Regions from separate parts of the Homo sapiens genome. Here region 2 is linked to region 1. Evidence: chromatin loops called from intact Hi-C (ENCODE). Cell type or tissue: CD4-positive, alpha-beta T cell. All regions are shown on one strand. Links, peaks and the distances in the headings refer to the core of each region. The heading gives the core; the rest is flanking DNA. Region 1 overlaps TTC39C-AS1 (TTC39C antisense RNA 1). Region 2 overlaps ANKRD29 (ankyrin repeat domain 29).

Region 1 (10,437 bases), core at 1,116-9,115:
AGATGTACTACACCTTGGGGCTATTACAAATAAAGCTGCCATGAACATTTGTATAAAAGTTTTTGTGTGACCTGCCTGGGCAACCATAGCAAAACCCCATCTCTGCCGGAAAAAAAAAAAAGTTAGCCGGGCATGGTGGGATACACCTGTAGTCCCAGCTACTCAGGAGGCTGAGGTGGGAGGATCGCTTGAGCCCAGGAGGTCAAGGCTGCAGTGAGCCACAGTCACACCACTGCACTCAAGTCTGGGTGACAGAGCAAGACTCTGTCTCAAAAATTTATGAAAAGTTTTTGTGTGGGAACATAAGTTTTTATTTCTCTGGCATGAATGCCAGAAGTGCCGTTGTTGGATCGTATGTTAAGTATATGCTTAGTTTTCAAAGAAACTGCCAAACGTTTTTCCAGAGTGGCTGTACCATTTTACATCTCCACCAGCAAGGAGAGATCCAATTTCTCCACATTCTTGCCAACATTTGATATTGTCACTATGTTTTATTTTAGCCATTCTGTAGGTGTGTAGTGGAACTTCATTGGGGTTTAGTTTACATTTCCATCAAAATGAGTGATGTTGAACATCTTTTCATGTGTTTATTTGCCATCTGTATATCCTCTTCAGTAAAATGTCTCTTTATATCTTTTGCCCATTTTCTAATTGGATTTGGGCATGGGCCAGAGAGATGGAAGAGGGGCAGTGCATCGAAAACTTCCCTAAGTGTATCTACTATGCAGCCAAGTTTGGGAAGCACTGCGTCATTATAACTTCTTTATATAGGTACACTCTAAATGTAAGCCATTGCACTTGTGCTAATATTAAAATAAGGTCAGTGTGGGCACTGGCTAATTAAACATGCCTGCAGTCCAAGGGAAAAACACTGGAGATGCTTTCCATGACCTCAGGTTGTTTGCATATACTCATCATAAGGCTGGAGGAATGAGCCCTGCAGGGAATATTTCTGGAAATGTGGCCCAAATATCTTCTGCTTTAAAATCATGGCATGTGTATGTGCATGTGTGCACCTGTGCACATGTGTGAAAAATGGTGATTCCCCAGTCCCAAGCCCCATACCTACTAAATCAGGACTTTTGAGGATGAGGCCTAGAAATCTATATACATAGCCCAGCAGATTTCCACACACTCAAAAATTTGAGACCTATCTTGCTCAAGGAAGACTGGGGACCCAATCTCCACTTCAGGGCATAGGTGGATGCCTTCCTATTAAGAAATCAGTTGGCCGGGCACAGTGGCTCACGCCTGTAATCCCAGCACTTTGGGAGGCCAAGGTGGGTGGATCACAAGGTCAGAAGATCGAAACTATCCTGGCTAACATAGTGAAACCCCGTCTCTACTAAAAATACAAAAAACTAGCTGGATATGGTGGCACACACCTGTAGTCCCAGCTACTTGGGAGGCTGACACAGGAGAATCACTTGAATCCAGGAGGCAGAGGTTACAGTGAGCCGAGATCGCACCACTGCACTCCAGCCTGGATGACAGAGTGAGACTCCATCTCAAAAAGAAAAAAAAGAAATTGGTTTAGGCAGGGCACAGTGGCTCCTATCTGTAATCTCAGTGCTTTGGGAGGTCAAGGCAGGAAGATTGCCTGAGGCCAGGAGTTTGAGACCAGCCCAGGCAACACAGCAAGACCCTGTCTCTAAAAAGAAAAATAAAAAGGCCAGGTGCAGTGGCTCATGCCCGTAATCCCAGCACTTTGGGAGGCCAAGGCAGGTGGGTCACCTGAGGTCAGGAGTTCGAGACCAGCCTGGCCAACATGGCAAAATCCTGTCCCTACTAAAAATACGAAAATTAGCCGGGCGTGGTCGTGGGCGCCTGTAATCCCAGCTACTCAGGAGGCTGAGACAGGGAGAACTGCTTGAAGCCAGGAGGCGGAGATTGCAGTGAGCTGAGATTGCCCAACTGTACTCCAGCCTGGGCAATAGAGCAAGTCTCTGTCTCAAAAAAAAAAAAAAAAAAAAAAAAGAGAAAGAAAGAAAGAAAGAGGGAAGGAGGGAGGGAGGAAAGAAAAGAAAAGAAAGAGAGGGAGGGAGGAAGGAAGGAGAAAGAAAGAAAGAAAGAAAGAAAGAAAGAAAGAAAGAAAGAAAGAAAGAAAGAAAGAAAGAAAGAAAGAAACCAAAACAGGCATAGTGGCATGTGCCTGTAATTTCAGCTACTCAGGAGACTGAGGCAGGAAGATTGCTTGAGCCTAGGAGTTTAAGGTGTATGAGCTGTGATTGCGCCACTGCATTCCCACCTGGGTGACAGAGTGAGACCCCGTCTGAAAAAAGAAAAAAAAAAAAAGAAAAAGAAATTGGTTTAGAGAAGAGTTGCCTTGAGCCAATTTGGGGCATAGAAATGTGTGTTCTACTTCTGAAATGTGAGGAACAGAGAGGGGCAGGATAGTGTGTTTTTGTATACTGCCAAGCTGTTCTTGAGAAGCAATAATTTGTAGTGATCAATAAAGATAACTAACATGTATGAGCACTAATTAGTGCTAGGCTTTCCCCACACACTAGCTCCTCTTGTTCTTATAACAAGTTAGAGGTTATTATATTCTCTACTTTGTAGATGAGGGAGCTGAGGTTCAGAGAGTCCTGGTCATTTGCCCAATATCATAGGACTAGCAGATGTCAGGCTGTTTTTCCTTCTGGAGTCTCCCTTATTGTTGTCCTTAGTTGTCCCAAACTCTGGTTTTTATTATTAAATATTTTTAGAAGACCTACTGGAACCTAATTTTAAACAGAAACTAGGCCAGGTGCAGTGGCTCACGCCTGTAATCACAGTGCTTTCAGAGGCCGAGGCATTTGGATCACTTGAGGCCATCCTGGCCAACATGGTGAGACCCCCATCTCTCTAAAAATATGAAAATTAGCCGAGTGTGATGGTGCACGCCTGTAATCCCAGCTACTTGGGAGGTTGAGATAGGAGAATTGCTTGAACCCAGGAGGTGGAGGTTGCAGTGAGCTGAGATTGCACCACTGCACTCCAGCCCGGGTGACAGAGCAAGACTCTGTCTCAAAAATATATAATAATAATAATACAAATTAGAAAAATTATTTTTTAAAAAGAAACTATAAGAATTTATAAAGGTATTTACACATCCCTGAATAGCCTAACTGATCATCAATTTGTGGGCTGAAATAAATGCTGCACAGAAGTGGTATATCTAATTATTTCTCTGGTGTAGTACTGCAGTCTGAACTGTAAGCATGAAGCTGGTGGAGCTCTCTGGAGCACTCAAGTGGTAAACTACTAAACAGTGGTAAAAATTCCTTTTATCCTGCTGCTCGGGAACCTGTCATTATGGGGAGAGTAAGCCACACCCTTTAAATATACACATGTGGCCCTGGTATCCATTTACACAGCTGCCAGGTGAAAGCCCTTTTGTTTTCCAGCTTCTGTCCTGAATCATCTTGGATGACTGCCTCAGGTCTCTGTGTGGCTCTGACATAATTGATATTTTCGTAACATACCCAGCTTCATTGTTCACAGTTCTGGTCTGTGCCAGTTTATGTGTTTGAGCCTCAGGTAAGTTGAGCGCTGTGGACATATGGGTGTGATGAAATGGTTTCCTCTCTTCCCTTTCCACCTTCGAAACCTAAGCCTTCCTGCAAGGCTCCTAGCCTTCCGGGTTTCCATAGAAATCAGAGCCTGAGGCCAAGTTTAAGGTATAAGGCTCTATCCCAGAGCTGGAAGGGTGAGGGGAAGGGAGTCAATGTGGGGTGATATGAACCAAACTGGCCAGGGTGCCACAGAAACCACACCTGTCACAGCCACGCAGGACTCTCTGGATGGGCCATATGGAGCCACCACACTTCGAAATCGTCACAGGGGAGGAAGAGAGAGGAGCTTATCTCCTGACTCTCTGGTCAAAGCGGGTCCTCTGTGGATTCAACTCTCCCCCATTTTGGGCTATTTACCTTTTAAACAGTGGCAAAGCAGCCATCTTCTAGGTCCCTAGCCAGGGGGCAAGAAGCTTCATCTGAGTCTGCAAGTGCTGGGAACAGCCGGTGCCCTGTGCTAGGGCCCGGGCTGCAAATGCCTACGGCTCCCATAAGGTGGGCATTGTAGCAGCCATGCCTAAGCCCAGCTCTCAGCCCTCACCCTGTGGGGAAGCAGCATCTGCAGATAGTGGCAGAGAGAAGGTGAGACTGGGAAGCTGGAGCTCCCCACTGAGCAAGCAGCCAGGGCCCAGCAGGCAGATGGGGCTGAGCAAATGTGGGGAGGCCCAAAACTTAGGTCCAAGTAGTTCCCTTCCTGATTCTAATGTTGTATCGGAGTATCAGTCAGGGTTCTTACTTGCAAGCCACAAAAACTTACTTTAGCTTCCTTAAACCAAAAAAGAATTTATTGGGTGTACATGGGAGAGCTTTCAGAAACTGAAGAGTGGGCTTATAGTGCAAGCAATGAGAGCTGCCAACTAGGCAGCAGAAACCGGGGCCCAAACACCACTACCATGGGGGCAGGACACTTTCCCTACTACAGCCTAACATCACCACCTCCCAGTGAGACCTCACACCATCAGCATGCCTCCAAAGAGCACAGGGGCTCTGATGTTTGTCAACTGCTCCCCCCAACCCCCAAATTCTTATGTCGAAGTCCTAACCCCTAGCACTTTGGAGTGTGCCCTTATAGGGAGATAGGGTCTTACAGAGGTAATCAAATTAAAACAAGGTCATTAGCATGGGCCCTAATCCAATATAACTGCAGTCCTTATAAGAAGGAGAAATTGGACATAGAGAAATGTATAGAGGGAAGGCAAGGTAAAGAGACATAAAGAGAAGATGGCTACCTACCAGCCAAGGAGAGAGGCCTGGAACAGATCCTTCACTTGCAGCTCTCAGGGAAACCCACCCTGCCCACAGCTTGATTTTGGACTTTAGTCCTCCAGAACTGTGAGAGAATAATTTCTGGTGTTTAAGCCACTCAGTTCACGGTACTTTTTAATAGCAGCCCCAGCAAATACAATCCTGGAAGCCAAGGGGGAAAAGAGAAAGAGAATCCTTACCAATTTGTTGAACTTTTGCAGATTGCTAAGCACTGTGATGCACATTACCTTGCCTGGCAGGGCTGTCTTCACCGCCATGAGACCTGTGCAGTCACACAGTCACACAGCGCTCTGTTCTCAGAAGCACCCAGCACTTGGTTCAATGCCCTGCTGTTGTCATCTTAAAATTCTTCATGATTTTTTAAACCAGGGACCCCACATTTTCATTTTGCACAGGGCCCCCCAAATTGTGTGGGTCCTGTCACCTGGTTATCCCAGTAATCTCGTGAAGTAAACAGAGACTGTCGTTACTTGTGTTTATTAATAACGAAACCAAAGCTGAGAGATGTTAAGCAACTTGATCAAGGTCAACAGACCTCCCCAGAGTTGGATCAGAGATCTGAGATCTCTGATCCAATGGCTTCTGTGTCCACCCAATTTTGAGATTCTGTCATTCTAGAACCTATGTAAAATGTAAGAAAATTTGGAGCTAAACCTTTACACAGCTGCCTTGCCTTCACTCGATTATCCTGTCTGAAGTTTAACACATGAAAGCCAGCTTGGGGTCTTCTGGATAGTCAAGAGGTTCCTCTACCAGCCTCATCTTGGTCACTGGTCTGCTCTAGTCTACTTCTATCTGTGTTCCTGTTAGACTTAATATCTGGAAAAGCAGGGTTCTTACCTGCCCAGGCCCCAGGTCAACCTGGCTTGGGTTCAGATAGAAACTGCTGACCTCAGGTCACTGGATTCATGTCCTAAGCCAAGGTCCGTGAAAAATATTAGGAATTAATCAATTAACCTCTTCCTTGATTCTAGATATTCGCTCTCTCATTTTTCCTGGGATAAACCAACCCTTCTGGTTGGTCTGGTATAAAGTTTCACTGTCTCTCCCATCTCCTTTCTCTCCTCTGTCTTCCCCCTTGAGTCTTTGCTTTACTGATGTTCTTCCATTAGGCCAACTGTCCCTTTCCCTTGACTTTCTTACCTTTTCCCCAGCCACTGTTCCACCGCGGTTTTCTAATAGCCTCTCAGTTCTTCACAGCTCTGCCTCCATCACCACCACATCCTCCCATCGGTGTCCTAAGTAAACATTTCACAAAGTGTTGCTGCATTACTCTTGGGTTCTACTCAACTAGGTCATTTTCCAAGTTCATGAAAATTGGAATAGGTAAGAGGAAGTTTGGGGTTTTAAATTTATTAACCACAGAATGCAACATGGGAGGGTGAGGTGTACGGTAATTCTGTTTTTTTTTTTTTTTTTTTTGAGACGGAGTCTCGCTCTGTGGCCCAGGCGGGAGTGCAGTGGCGCAATCTCGGCTCACTGCAAGCTCCGCCTCCCGGGTTCACGCCATTCTCCTGCCTCAGCCTCCCGAGTAGCTGGGACTACAGGCGCCCGCCACCACGCCCGGCTAATTTTTTTTGTATTTTTAGTAGAGACGGGGGGTAATTCTGTTTTGTCGTTGCTTACTTATCCCCTGAGGCAGACATAAGTTGTTTGCGCACATGTCTTTTTTTGGACAACTTCTCACCCATTGTGTGTGGTCTTGTGGGGCTGTCAGCCTCCTTGGTGCCTTCCCATAGGACCCAGGGTGGCCAATCAGAGTATCCTATCCTCCAGTGATTGGCTCTAGGATTCCCAGGTGACACAAGCAGCACCATCAGAATCATCCTTGCCAATGGGGATCTAGAAAACTGGAGGGAGATGGTCTCTCTTCCTCTACAAATGGGCAAGCATGGAGACCAATGCCAAGAGGAAAGAGCAACTAAAAGAAGTGGGGTGGGATCCAGATTTAAAGACTCTAACTTGATGAGATCTCTAGTGATGGTTACTTGCTCACAGAGTCAATGGAGACCAAATTGACCAGCAGCCATTTAATGTTTTAAGGGCAGGTGGTGTTGGAAAAAACTGAAGTTTGGCAAAGAGGAGTCTTGAATGCCCAGAGTGATCGTGCAAGATGGGAGCTAGTACTGTGCTCAGGATCTTTTCCTTTTTTAATGTGTGGGGATTTCTGTGTTGTTCTAATGCTTGGGGGGTGCTTTTGGCATTGTGAGACAGGAATGCTAGACTCTTGCAATGTGCAGGACAGTTCTACAAAATGAAGAACTTGCTCTCCCTCTGCAGGAGAGAAAAAAACCAAACTGTAGAAAAAAGCAGAATCGTGGTGTCACTGAGTGAACGTATGTATCCAGCCCTGCAGATGCCTGAGATCCACCCTCAGGCTGTACCTTTTCCACTGAAGCCTGTTTGCACTGGGTTTGGTCACTTGCAACAGAAAGAGAACTAACAATTTCACACACAGTGGGACTTACAAGTGCTCTGGTCTTCTGCAATTGCCTTCCATAAGTCTCTAGTCTATACACTCAATTAAAATTCATATTAATTTAAATCCATATTAAATCTTCCATCTGCCCACAAATCTGACCATGTCATTCCCCTGTCCTAAGTTCTCGTTGGCTCCTCTTTGCCTAGAGGCTCCAGGTAAGGCACAGAGAGCCCTTGTGCCTGAGGGCTGACCACCTCTCCTGCCTCGTCTCTGGCCACTTCCTGCCTCACTCTCTATACTCTAGAACAACTGCACTGTTTGAGGATTTCTGCAGTCTCACCTGTCCATGCCATTGCTCCTCTGCCTGGAATCCACTTCCTACCTCTTTTGTCCAGAGTCAGCTCAGTCATCAAACCCCTCACAGGAAGCCTTCCATGAACCCCCAGCTGGACTAATGCCCCTATTCTGTGCTCCCAAAGCACACAGCGTATAACTCTATCTTATGACCATCTTACATTAAAAGATCTGTCAGTGTGTCTGTCTCACCCACTAGACTAGAAGATTCTCAGGTTCAGGGGTTGTATTTTATTCAATTATGTCTTCCACAGCAGCTAGCATACAGTGGCTGGCACATAGTAGGTCCTCAAAAAAGATCCTGTTGAACTGAACTGGTCCTTGTCGTAGGTCAAATATGATGGTGTTTCTGATGAATCATAAGTCATATTGGATGACGTCTGGGATAACCTGCAGTTTACAGAATCTATCATTCTTTGAGTGAACCACTGGTGTGCCTATGACTATTTTTATGGCCCTTGTATGAAAAAAAAAAGCTCTCTAAAGACAAATACTTTTTTAAATGGCTTGAGTTACTTAGTTGAACAGAGGAAAACAAAATGAAAAATGAATGCTTTTCTTTTCTTAAGAGACAAGGTCTCACTCTGTCACCCAGATTGGAGTACAGTGATACAATCATACCTCACTGCAGCCTCAAACTTTTGGGCTTGAGTGATCCTCTTGCCTTAGCTTCCCAAGTAGCTAGAACAACAGGGGCCTACCACCACACCTGGCTAGGCTTTTAAAATTTTTCTAAAGATGAGGATCTCACTATGTTGCCCAGGCTAGTCTCCAACTCCTGGCCTCAAGCAATCCTCCCTGCCTTGGACTCTCGGAGCACTGGGATTACAGGGGTGAGCCACCACACCACACCCAGCATTTTTTATTTACACAAGGCCATTTTAGTTCCCCAAGCAAGCACAGTGCAGAGGCAAACACCACTCCAGAGGCAGAAGTGAGGAACAAGGCTACTAGAGGTGGTTACCTTTCTGGAGCAGTAAGGGAAGTAAGATTGCTCCTGAGCCCAGCCAGCTGTTGTTCTTTGGCCTGGATTTGGGAAGGAAGAAATGAGTCCCTGTGGCATCTAAGCATCCAGTTCCCTATCTGTGGGTATAGACAGCAGCATTCTCATTTTCTCTTTATCATCTCACAGTATATCCTTGTTTTTACTGTTTTTGTCTCAGAGGAGGTGGTAGGGTGAAGAGAGTGAGGAGAAGTGAAAAAATGTGTATTTTTAGCCATGACACAGCCAAATGTTCTGAGTCTTCTTTTATAACCACATTTAAAAATAAATGTCAAGAGTTAGGAATTAAGTGATTTCTTAGTGTCCACATCCTCCTTCCATCCTTAGTGTGGGCGTGTCTCCTTCTGACCTGGTTACCCTTGTGTGGTGTTTCTTTCAACTCCAGATGTATACATTGCTGCTACATGGAATTTTTTAAAGTCATCACATGAAATGCTCTTGTTTTTAAGGTTAAAATATGCACCTTTATTCTGAGTTTAATATAATAATACAACTGTTCCTAGGCAAGGATGTGAGCATGATTTACCATGAAAATCATGCATTCCACTGTGCTTTCACTCATTTTTCGTGCAATATTTCTCAAACATATACTAAGGGTAACAAATCAGGCAATGTACACAAAGATGAATAGCCACACTGCTTTCTGGGAGTTACCATCTGGACAACTCTTTCTCATAAGGGGCTCTGAAATGTGCTGACATTAGACTCACCTGAGGTTATTGCTAAAATGCAGATGCCTGGGCTGCACCCTAATTTTGCTGAATTAGATCATATATGAGATAATGTATTTTCATGCCTTCAAAATGCCTTCTAACTAAGGAATGGTACGACTTTCAGGAAGAACTAATGCCATGAAATTCATAAGCGTGTGTGTGAATGCCCTCAGTCAGGTTTCCAGAAGGTACTAGATTTTAAGTTAACAACTAAGACTGAACCACTGTGGGCAATGAGATCTATGTTTAAACCTCACTGTAACCATTACCTGCTTCATGGCCTTGGGAAAGTTATTAAACTTGTCTTTCTCCTCACATCTTTAAACTTGGGATAAAGCCCACCTTACAGAGTTACTTTGAGAATTAAATGGAACAACATTTGTAAAGTCTTAACCCAGCACCCAGCACGTAGTGATGCTAGCCAGCAGTCATTCTAGATTTTTGGACACTCTTCAAAGATAAGATTTTTTTTCATAATAAAATATTTTTTTTGCCCCAGGTATATAAAAGCACAGGATTCAAGCCATTAACTCCCTTCTCCCACTGCTCTGCACCCTGTGGTTTAAAATGATTAAAATTCTTTTTCAATTAACAGCTTTATTGACATATAATTTATATACACAAAAGTCACCATTTAAAGTATACAATCTGGCCAGGCAAGGAGGCTTATGCCGGTAATCCCAATACTTTGGGAGGCTGAAGTGGGAGCATCTCTTGAGGCCAGGAGTTTAAGACCAGCCTGGGCAACAAAGCGAGACCCTGTCTCTAAAAAAAAAAAAAAATTAAAAATAAAAATTAGCTGCAGTGATGTGTAGCCTGCAGTCAGGAGGCTAAGGTTGGAGGACGGCTTGAATCTAAGAGTTTGAAGCTGCAATAAGCTATGATTGCACCACTGTACTCCAGCATGGCCGACTGAGTGAGACCCTGTCTCAAAAAAAAAAAAACAAAAAACCCAATAACTAAATACAAGTCAGTGGTTTTCAGTGTATTTACAGAGTTATGCAACCAATCACCACTATCTAATTTAGAACATTTTCAAGATTAGTTTTTAGAATGTATGTGTGTGCCTTCCTTAGGGTAAGTGAGCTTATCCTACAGAATATTTTTTTTTTTTTTTGAGAC
Region 2 (10,437 bases), core at 826-8,825, 380 kb before region 1:
AGAGGTTGCAGTGAGCCGAGATCGTGCCATTGCACTCCAGTCTGGGCTACAAAGGGAGACTCCATCTCAAAAAAGCAAAACAAAACAAAACAAAAAGATCAAAACTTAAAAAAAGAGTTTTGGCTCTGTTTTTTAGGTGACCCAGGTATCCATACTGACATATTTTCTGAGGCTTCCAGGTGTTTGAGGCTTATTTTATTTCACTTAAGGGAACAAAACAGAGTGGTTCTTTGCTTAAGAAAATGAAGAGAACAGACATAAGTGTCTGTTCTTCTTCCTTGATTTCACAAATCCTCCAAATGGTGTCAAAATGGCATACTTTCCAATTAGCTATTTCATTACTACTGTCGATTTTTTTTTTTCTGCAAAACTAGGTAATGACAGACTGTGGTTCACTCTTTCTACCACCTCCCCACTTCTACCAGAGCCCCTGGGATCTCCAGCATCAAGAAGCTGCAGGTGTGTTCTTTCAAGAATCCAACTAACCAGGCTAACTGCACCCAAATTCGACACAGTCCCCAAGTGAGGACTTACTTTCTAACCTCTCTCTTACAGATTAGTAAAATTTATCTTTAGGTCTTACCTTCAAAATACCAAGAGTGGGTGAGAATTTAAGCAACTCTTTTATGACATCATTATACCCTTTGTTGGCTGCTTTCAATAATGCTGTTGTGCCATCCTTAACAGAAAGAGGAAAATAAAAGTTGATTATTAACATATATCTGTGTTGCTTGAAAGCAGTCAGTTGGGAACTGGAAAGTACCGTTGTCAGAAACTAATGACGTGTAAATTAAGCACAGATCAGCAATGTCTCTTAATCTAGGAGCATTTTAGAGAATATTAAGCAGTAAATTCTGCATGAAAGAGTATCAGATAAACAGTGACTTAGATTATGTTAGAACTCTGCCATTTGGGAATTCATACTTCTACAGTTCCTGAGAACACTGGGCAGGGGACAAGGGGAATTTCAAGAGCATATTTTTAGGCCATGGTTGGACCAAAGAGGCATTCTCGGCTGTTCATAACTTAGCAGAAATGGTTAACTGTCTTTAATAATTTAGATCATTGTTGAGCTGTATTTACTGTTTCTAAAAAAATTTATACAGCCTTGCCCTAGTCTGCTCTAGGCATCCGCCCGTGTGTGGGTAGTGGGGCTTAGGGGCAGAGGTGATAGATTAAAATCTGCTAAAAGGCCAGGTGCAGTGGCTCACGCCTGTAATTCTAGCACTTTGGAAGGCCAAGGCAGGAGGGTCACTTGAAACCCCGTCTCTACCAAAAATACAATAGCCGGGTGTGGTAGCCCGTGCCTGTAGTCCCAGCTACTCGGGAGGCTGAGGCACGAGAATCACTTGAACCCAGAGGCGGAAGTTACAGTGAGCTGAGACCGTGCCACTGCACTCCAGCCTGGGTGACAGAGTGAGACTCTGTCTCAGAAAAAAATAAAATAAAATCTGCTAAAAAGAATGAAAAGCCAAATTCAAAAATTAATATTTAGCTTCTGTCGTTATTTTTTGGCTCAAGAACACAGTTTCCAAATTCCTTTTTCTCCCATTTTCACATATCAGTCGCTGTGTTTGGAGGATTTAGTCCATAATTCTCCCGTAGCCAAGAAACCACTTCGGCCTGCCATTAGGGTTTATCTGTAATCAGAAAGAAGGAAGAATGAATTGGGGGGCGGGGGGTGGGGGTCTTTTCTGGCTTCAGAGATTGTGGGAAGAAGAAGAGTGAGAGAGAGGGCAGTGAAATGGTGGCGAACGCGTCTGGTGATTTCCCTTTTTTGGAGCTTAGACTTGGAGAGGGGAAGGTGGGTTACGTAAGCAAGGGTTATACAAAGGCCACAGTAAAACACAAAAAGCAAACAGCATAGGTGGTCAGGTTCTCTTCAAGCCTTCCTTATGGGGAAAAGGGCCTGCTGTGCAGCACACAAAGGCAGTATTAGGTGGCACCAGCAGAGGCCAGTGGATGACGGCGGGCCAACAGGGGACGGGGTGCAAGGGGTCTGCAGCTCCAGGGAGGAGGGGCAAGAGGCAGGGCCTGCAGGAGGCGCAGCACCAGCCAGGGGATCCCCCTAGGACACGCCCCAGGACAGCCGGGAGGCCCCCAGGACAGGCGGGAGGCCCCCAGGACAGGCGGGAGGCCCCGTCTCTACCGCCCTCAGGCCTAAGGCTAAGATTCCACCCTCTCTAGTGCGTCCCAAGGTCATCTCGGGTGGAGGAGGAGAGAGACCGAGCAGCACCGAATCAGACCTTGACTTTGTTTTCCTGCTCAAGGAAGGAGGTTGGGAGGAAACCCATGTGGGCTGCAGACTCAGTCAAGACCCGTTTTCTCCACACAGGCGCGCCGGGAGGCTTCGCTCTTTGGCCGCGCGACTCGGGCACTCACGTTCCGCGCAGCGTCGCGGTCGGCTCCGCGCAGCAGCATCACCCGCACCACCTCGCTGTGGCCCATCTGGGACGCGATCCACAGGGGCGCTGTCCCGTCCTGCGGGAAGAGGAGGCGGCGGCCGCCGTGACTGGGGCGCCCGGCCCCACCCGCTCACAGAACGTCTTTAACACCAGGGGTCTGAAAGCGAAAACTCCGGGAAGGCACTCCCTGACCGCAGATCACACTCTGCAGCTGATCCACACCGCCCAGGAGGCAGTGAGAAAAGAGGGGGTGTGTGTAGCCCACGGACGCAGACGGCACGTGGCTGAGCCTGGGCTACTTGAATAATTGCCAGTATTCAAATTTTGGCTTATAAAATCATCCATTTTGTGGCTGGATCTTTTACCAAAAAGGGTGGTACAGACTTCATGGAAAGATGCGTGGGAACCTTGCTTTGAAGGCTTGGGGGAGCAGCTGACCTGTATACATACACCACAGCAGAACCAAATTCCACAAACCCAGAGAGAAGCCGGCCTATTCCCCCAAGACTGTCCATTTCTTTGCTTTCCCAGTGGGTCACACCTTAATGTTCACAAAATACACCCTTCATTCCCATAGAACGCAGGCAGTTTTCTTTGAGGTGGGGTCTGCGGGTCAGAGAACTCAAGTCATTTCTCCTACTCTTCTAGTCTGGTGTCCAGAACCCTCCAAAGCCACCTCATTTCTTAGGGGGCTTAATTTTAGGTGGAATCTGTTGTTGTGTCTTCTAGGAAGTGATGCACATAAACTAGTTACGGCAGGACAGCATTTTGGGGAATATTTCCTCTGCGTATATTTGGGAGTATTTCCCCAATATTGCTATCTCTGTGCACACTGGGCCATGAGGTGGAGATATATTGCTTCAGAGGAGAAAAAAGTAAAACATGCAAGGGATGGGGAAGGATTTGACAGTAGGGTGGTTCCCAGCAGATGGGATGGAAACTGGGAAAGCCTTCCAATGTGTGAAGGAGCTAGAGAGGGAGGGGGAAGGCGGAGGTCACGTGAGAGTGTCCACGTTTTCTTCCCCCTCTGCGTTGAATCTCGCGTGTGTTGTGGGGGAGAGGTAACCTAGGTTGTGGAAGAAACATCAGGTCAGTTATGGGGAATTCCAGATGGGAAAGGATTTTCTCTTCTTGTGAGAAACCAGGAAAGTTACAAGCCCTTTAGAGTTCTGCTCTCTGCTGGTGCCCGGGAGATAGGAGAGAAATGGCCGTGGGAGTTTCAGAGTCAGTGGTCCCCCAGTCCCCATGGCCCACATCCACCTAGCACCTAGGCATCCAGGAGTCCCGTCTGCCTATGGGAAATCAGAAGTGACAGAGAAACAGTCGGCTGGAGTGAGCCTGGTGTCGGGAAGGCAAGGCCACAGTGCCCTGACTTCCTGAGTAGATACAATGGCCAGGCCAGCAGAGAATGGCGAGACCAGCTGCAACCCTGGGGTGTAAGAGTGCAGGACGCTTGTGGACCAGCACAAGGGCCACGCATGAGGCTCTCCACCCCCATCTCAATGCCAGGATGATAGTCTGACTCTTAGGTCCCTTCGGAGAGAAAGGCAGGAGGGAGCAGGATCCAGAATGGGCTAAAGGTAACCTCTGAGGTAATTATGGTAATATGCCCCAAGAGACTGTTTTAGCCAGATAAGACTGAATTACCCATCGGGGGAAGGGGGGCTGAAGAGCAAAATGATTCAGTTATAGAATATAAAGTTACATTTTCTGCTGCAGTGTGTAATTTCAACCTTAGCCTACTAGCAGAAGCAGGCACAAGATTGTTGCCCACTGCTGTCCCAGGAAAGGGAGAGAGGATGAAGACATCTGAGCTGGGTCGGGGAAGCTGGTGACTTGGGAGCCCAGGAGGATCTGGGGGTGCTGAAGAGCAGTCACAGGATGTTGGGACCTGTCTTGGGAGAGACAGTGGAAGAGGTGCTGAAACAAAGGATAGAGGGAAGTGGAAGACACTTTAACTTACTTCATAATTTTTCCAGGGTCCTCTTGGTGGAAATATTCTTGAATCTAAATATTATCATGAGCAATTTGTACTTTAATTTGTACTTTAGTTTAAAAGCACTTCCATATTCTTTATTTGATTTTCCCAATTCAGGATTTAATTAATCAATAATTCAAGCAACCAATAATGATAATTATTATTTGAGACAGGACTCTGTTACCTAGACTGGAGTACAGTGGCATGATCAAGGCTCACTGTAGCCTCAACATCCTGGGCTCAAATGACCCTCCTATCTCAGCCTTCCTAGTAGCTGAGACTACAGGTGTGCACCACCATGCCCAGCTAATTTTTTTTTCTTTTTTTCTTTTTGTAGAGATGGGGCCTTGCTTTGTTGCCTAAGTTGTTCTTGAACTCTTGGCCTCCAGCAATCCTCCCACCTCAGCCTCCCAAAGTGCTGAGATTACAGGTGTGAGCCCAGCCTTCTAAGTCTCAAGCAGAGTGCTAAAAATAAGTCCTGGAGAAGAGACATGGAGGTTTCCATACGACTGCAGTGCCATCATAAAGTATGGACAAAAATGCACAAAATCAAACAGGTGGGAGGGCTGCTGCATGGGGAATGAGGGCTCAGTGTCCTGGATAGAGTGCTATCTGATCCAGGTCTTGAAGAAGGACCAGGATTTTGCTAGGTGTGAGAAAGGGGAAGGGTCGTTTGAAGGAGAAGGAAAAGCAGCTACAGTCACAGTGGCTTGGACAGGCATGGCTCCTTCATGCAGGGTGGGAAATCTAGCTGCTGTAGCCAGAGGGGTGCGGGTGGGACCCTGGAAGGCAGGAGGGGAGTGTGGGTCCAAGCTGGTGCCAATACTAATGCGCTTCTCCCTCCGTGCCTGCTCTGGGTCTGTTTTGTTCTTTGTCACTCTCTCCACCAGAGGGCGGGCAGGGAGAGGCAGCCAGCTGTCTATTCAATGTGCTTTTCAATGGCTTGGTCATTATTAGTAAACTTGTATTAACAATTGAAACTAATATGTGGGAAAGTGCTAAAAGGTGCTATATTGTGAAAAATTATCTATCTATCTACCTACCTACCTACCTATCATGGAGTCTTGCTCTGTTGCCCAGGCTGGAGTGCAGTGGTGCCATCTCAGATCACTGCAACCTCCACCACCCAGATTCCAGAGATCCTCCTGCCTCAGCCTCCCGAGAGGCTGAGACTACAGGCATGCACCACCACACCCGGCTAATTTTTGTATTTTAAGTAGAGACGGGGTTTCACCATGTTGGCCAGGCTGGTCTCAAACTCCTGACCTCAAGTGATCCACCCGCCTTGGTCTCCCACAGTGCTGGGATTACAAGCATGAGCCACTGTGCCTGGCCAAAAAATTATTATTATCAATTTAGAACATCAATGATAACACTCATCAAATATATCATCTTAATTGGAATAGTCATGGGAGGTGGAAAAAGCAATCAGTTCTTCCTGGCTGTAAGACCTTAGGCAAATCATCTCAGCCTGAGTGAGTGTCCTCTTAGGAAAAATTATTAGCTTCGCAGAGATAAGTGAGAAAACATATACAAAGGTGGTGAGCATGAGCACTGGCTCACAGATGCTTAGGAAATGTTAATTGCATCTGAGTAGTATTTATCATGAGAAACAATACGCCCCTTAATTTGTACTTTTGTTCACAAAATACTTCCATATGCTTTTTAATTTGATTCTTCCATCGACCCTGTGAGATAACTGACTGTGAGCAGGTAGGAATGAGTGGGAAAATGAGATTTGGGGGCCGCCTGTGTATTTCATTACTAGTCATTACATCTCCAAATCTGATTTTGGAGCCCAGGGAGTTGCATGTGAGTTAGAGCATTATTGTCAAATCAGATTACCTATCAGTTGATTATTTAGTTTATGAATTAGGAGAGGTTTTCCTCTTTTGTACACCTTAATTTCTGTTTTCTCTTATTTTTTCCTTCTGGTATAATGGTTAGAGCCTTCATTTTCATCATGAAAATGATGGGGTGCAGTGGCTCACACCTGTAATCCCAGCACTTTGGGGGGCCAAGGCGGGAGGATGGCTTGAGCCCAGGAGTTCAAGATCAGCCTCAGCAACACAGTGAGGCCCCCATCTCTATAAAAAAAAGAACAATGATTTCATATGTTTTTTTTTTTTGAGACGGAGTCTTGCTCTGTCGCCCAGGCTGGAGTGCAGTGGCACAATCTTGGCTCACTGCAAGCTCCGCCTCCCGGGTTCACGCCATTCTCCTGCCTCAGCCTCCCGAGTAGCTGGGACTACAGGTGCCCACCACCACGCCCGGCTAATTTTTTTTTATTTTTAGTAGAGATGGGGTTTCACCGTGTTAGGCAGGTTGGTCTCGATCTCCTGATCTTGTAATCTGCCCGCCTCGGCCTCCCAAAGTGCTGGGATTACAGGTGTTAGCCACCGCGTCTGGCGATTTTATATATTTTTTTAAATTAAACATATAAAAATAATTTTGAAAATGATGAAAAGTAAGTCAATTTAGCTCCTTTTTGTAGAGTTTTGGAATGTACCAAAATGTGAAAAAACATTTAAAAATATTCAAATAGGCTTTTGAATACTTCCATATACTTTGATATTTTTAATACTTTGATATTAAATCAAAGAAATCATTGTGAAGTTATAACCTCTACAGCACTTTTTTTAAAAAGGTAATGGCCAGGCATGGTGGTTCACACCTGTAATCCCAGCACTTTGGGAGGCCGAGGTGGGGCAAATCACTTGAGGCCTGGAGTTTGAGACTAGCCTGGCCAATATGGCAAAACTCTGTCTCAACTAAAAATACAAAAGTTAGCCGGGTGTGGTGGTGCATGCCTGTAGTCCCAGCAACTCAGGATTCTGAGGCAGGAGAATCACTTGAGCCCGGGAGGCAGATGTTGCAGTGAGCCAAGATCATGCCTCTGCACTCCAGCCTGGGCGACAGAGTGAGACTCCATCTCAAAAAAAAAAAAAAAAAAAAAAAAAAAAAAAAAAGGTAATAGAACATTTAGCCTGAAGAAGAATGAGATTCATGGGGTTATGATAGCTGTCTTTTACTATGTGTGTGTATATCAAGTAGAAAAGGATTTAGACCAATTTTTCAGACCAAGTGATAGAAAGAAGACAGATGGGTGAAAGCTGCATGGAGACTTGGGGTCAATGTATAAAAGTTTAATGAGTGTTGGCTAAGACCAAAGAAACTGATCAGAGAGGAGTGAGTTCTCCATGCCTAGAGGTGTTCAACAGTAGCTGATTATCATAGAAAGGATTCGAGTACCGATGGATGGCTAAATAGAGTGAGTTTTATAGTTTCCTCCAACTCTGTTATTCCCTCATTTCATTCGAGATCACTTTTACAGCCAGATCACAGCATGAGATGGAGTATATGACACAACCTGTATTAGAGACTAACCTTGTATGGTCTTATGTAGGCTCCTGAGAGTATTTGGAAAAAAGAACTAAAACCATCCTCTTCTGTGGGAATGAGTATCTGAAGCGGCACTAGCTCTTTGCTTCTACGATTTCCAGCCGTCACACTTGGGTTACTTCTACCTACAGGGTTAGGCCAGTCAGAAAGTCTTGGGGACCAATTCTATTTGAAGTTGGGAGTCCAAGAGCTGTGAGGAATCCTGCCCGTGGCAGAGGGAGTTCAATATTGAGATAATTTTCTTACCCACCCTACCCTGCCCTGGAGCCTATTTCTTATGATTGTCCCTTGCACCGTGTGCCTGGCCCAGCAAATGGGTCTGTAAGAGATTTTACCAGATGCTGCATTGCCCATGGTCTGACTCTATCCTCCCCAGTCAAGGGTGATGGGACTGAGGATAGGCAGGCCAGCCAGTCACTGTGGCCTGGTGCACAAAGATGAGCTGTGACAATGACATGGCTATTCCCAGAGGTTGGCAGTCTGATCCATAAACCTGGGGACCACATACAAGATAAGTAAGCAGACAAAACTGGTAAAAAAAGAAAGGAGTGGGGAGAAACAGAGATATGAAGAGACTTTGAGATGACAGAGAACACACGACTCACTAGAGAAAGTGCAGCCTTGATTTCTGATGGGTTTTCTGTTCCAATGAGGCCTGGTTGGAATAGGAATGATAATAACAGCAATACCTAACATTGCACTGGGTGTGTATCAGCTACTGCATTAAGAGTTTTGCAGGGATTATTTTATTTAATTATCACAGTAGTCCTAAAATACTGAGACTCAGGGACAGTAGGCAACCTGCTAAGGTCACACAGTTAATAAGCAAAATGGGGCCTCTGTTTCATTTTAAGATATCTATATCCCCATAATTTCCAAGCTGCTCTCCACCCAAAAAATCTGGGTCTGCTCCCTAGCTGCCTCTTACAGTCTTCCTGGGGCTTATGCTTATGAGTCTGGGCCCTATATCTGGAGCCTTCTTCTAACTCTCAGGCACTGATCACTAAATGCTGCAGGCTTCCAGACCTGCTCTGCACCAGCCATGGGGATCTTCTGGCAGTCGATACACTTTTTCTGAGTGTGTACCATGTGCAAACGAAACAAGACAGAGTCCCTGCCCTTGCCAAGCAGCAAGGACTTCCTATGGCTGTCTGTTCCCATTTCCAAACCCCCAGGATTCTACGCTAATCTTTTGGCTCCTTCTCCCACTGCCATTGATGGATTCACCCCTCTAAGCTTCCGACCTGGGAGAACGTTTAATTTCTGGGTCCAGCTACTCTGTGTACAAGTCAAGGCTTCTGTTAGGAGATGGCACTTTATTAGATGACTTTTCCTCCAGCCTTCAAAGAAATACTGTTTAGCACATGAAAAAGACTAGATAGAGATGAGTTAACTGACTAACCTCAGCTCTGGGTTAACAGGATCAGACCTTTGCATTCTATTAAAGTATTGTTTTAATAAGGTGGGTGAGTGGAGTTGGGAAAATATATGTCGAGGCATTTGGTTAATAGAAAAATAGAAATAGCCACTCAGCTAGTGATTAAAAAGGTCTGACTCATAGCAACTCAACTTGGTGAGGACACGTGGAAAGAAATGAAAATGAATTGTTAGAGTGAAATCTATATTTCAATGATCTCTGTGACTCTTGACCTTTTGGCTTAGGACAATATGGAAGGAAAATATTTTTTGAAGTTTCAAATCAAGAACATAGTCTTCCTACTGTCTGGCTATGACTAGATTTGGGATTATGATTCCTCATCCCAAAGTACTAAAAAGGTCTTCATTTAGTTCTCAGTGATAGAGTTACAAAGAAAAGTCATCCCACTACCGTTCAGATTCCCTGAAGCTCATATCAAATGTCAGCTGAGTAATTTCAATGTAACTTTGTCAACATCCTGTTACAGGATACCGTAATAAAATGGTAGGGCTTCATAGAATGTCAGTGCAACAATTACAAATCAGATTTAGCCAAAAGTATTAGGAAATTAAACCAGGCAGGTATTCCTGTCCTCATTTTGTAAATTCAAGGATTTTCCAATAATGACTCAATGTGTCAGCTGAGATTTCAGAATAAAACATTGGTTTCCAAATGCTCTACCTATAGAATATAGGTAGGCCATGTGCAGGCCATGTGCAGGCATGGCACTGTTTTCTTGGAACATAATAAATATGCAGAGTTTACACTTTCAGAGAAGACGGAACTTGAGCTAGTCTGACCTGGATAGATAACAACCTCTAATTATAAGCTCACAGTAGGTAATAAAAATTATTATGATTTGAGGGCACAATGGGGTGAGTGTACTCTGTAAAAAGGAAAAATTCCATTGCCTTTTTTCCCCAAAGCAATTCTTATTTTATAAGACACCCTTTTCCTGAATAACAATTCTTTTAGGGCTGAACTCAAAATAATTCAAAACAATTTCATTAGATGCAGTCTTTAGAAGTTGTAGCACTTGCTCCTTGACCAGAGGGTGGATCCCTGCACTCAAAGACTAGGTCATCCACTTTGACCAGGTTATCCTAACTCTTGAGGAAGAAAAAACAGCTATGGCGTGTTGTGGCTACTGCTGCAATGTTGGTTTACTCTTTAACTTCTTGGCTTCAACATCACGGCATGACTCATTTTAGGTTTAAGTGGGCATGGCTCATGCA

Evidence for each region. Peaks named below come from ENCODE experiments on the same cell type or tissue, not always from the same donor. Only the 100,000 strongest peaks of a DNase experiment are listed, where the experiment ranks them.
Region 2: a loop joins it to region 1, with 9 times the contacts of the local background. A loop is called at or near these places in 8 of 110 quality-filtered maps.

Annotation. Positions count from the first base shown.
Region 1 is chr18:23,995,599-24,006,035 of GRCh38, forward strand. It overlaps TTC39C-AS1 (TTC39C antisense RNA 1), which reads right to left. Exons shown (of 6, transcript NR_110796.1): 4 at 5,967-6,061; 5 at 4,791-4,964. It also overlaps a transcript of TTC39C not described here. Among named protein-coding and RNA genes, the nearest start is that of TTC39C, 14 kb to the right of the region's middle. In CD4-positive, alpha-beta T cell, for the core only: no CTCF peak of the experiment used is centred there; DNase peaks (open chromatin) are centred at 5,083, 6,093 and 7,083; H3K4me3 peaks cover 2,220 bases; H3K27ac peaks cover 5,969 bases.
Region 2 is chr18:23,617,149-23,627,585 of GRCh38, forward strand. ANKRD29 (ankyrin repeat domain 29) reads right to left here. Exons shown (of 10, transcript NM_173505.4): 7 at 2,383-2,481; 8 at 584-679. Among named protein-coding and RNA genes, the nearest start is that of NPC1, 36 kb to the left of the region's middle. In CD4-positive, alpha-beta T cell, for the core only: CTCF peaks have their summits at 5,293 (motif pointing right) and 5,503; DNase peaks (open chromatin) are centred at 2,483 and 5,263; H3K4me3 peaks cover 848 bases; H3K27me3 peaks cover 2,976 bases.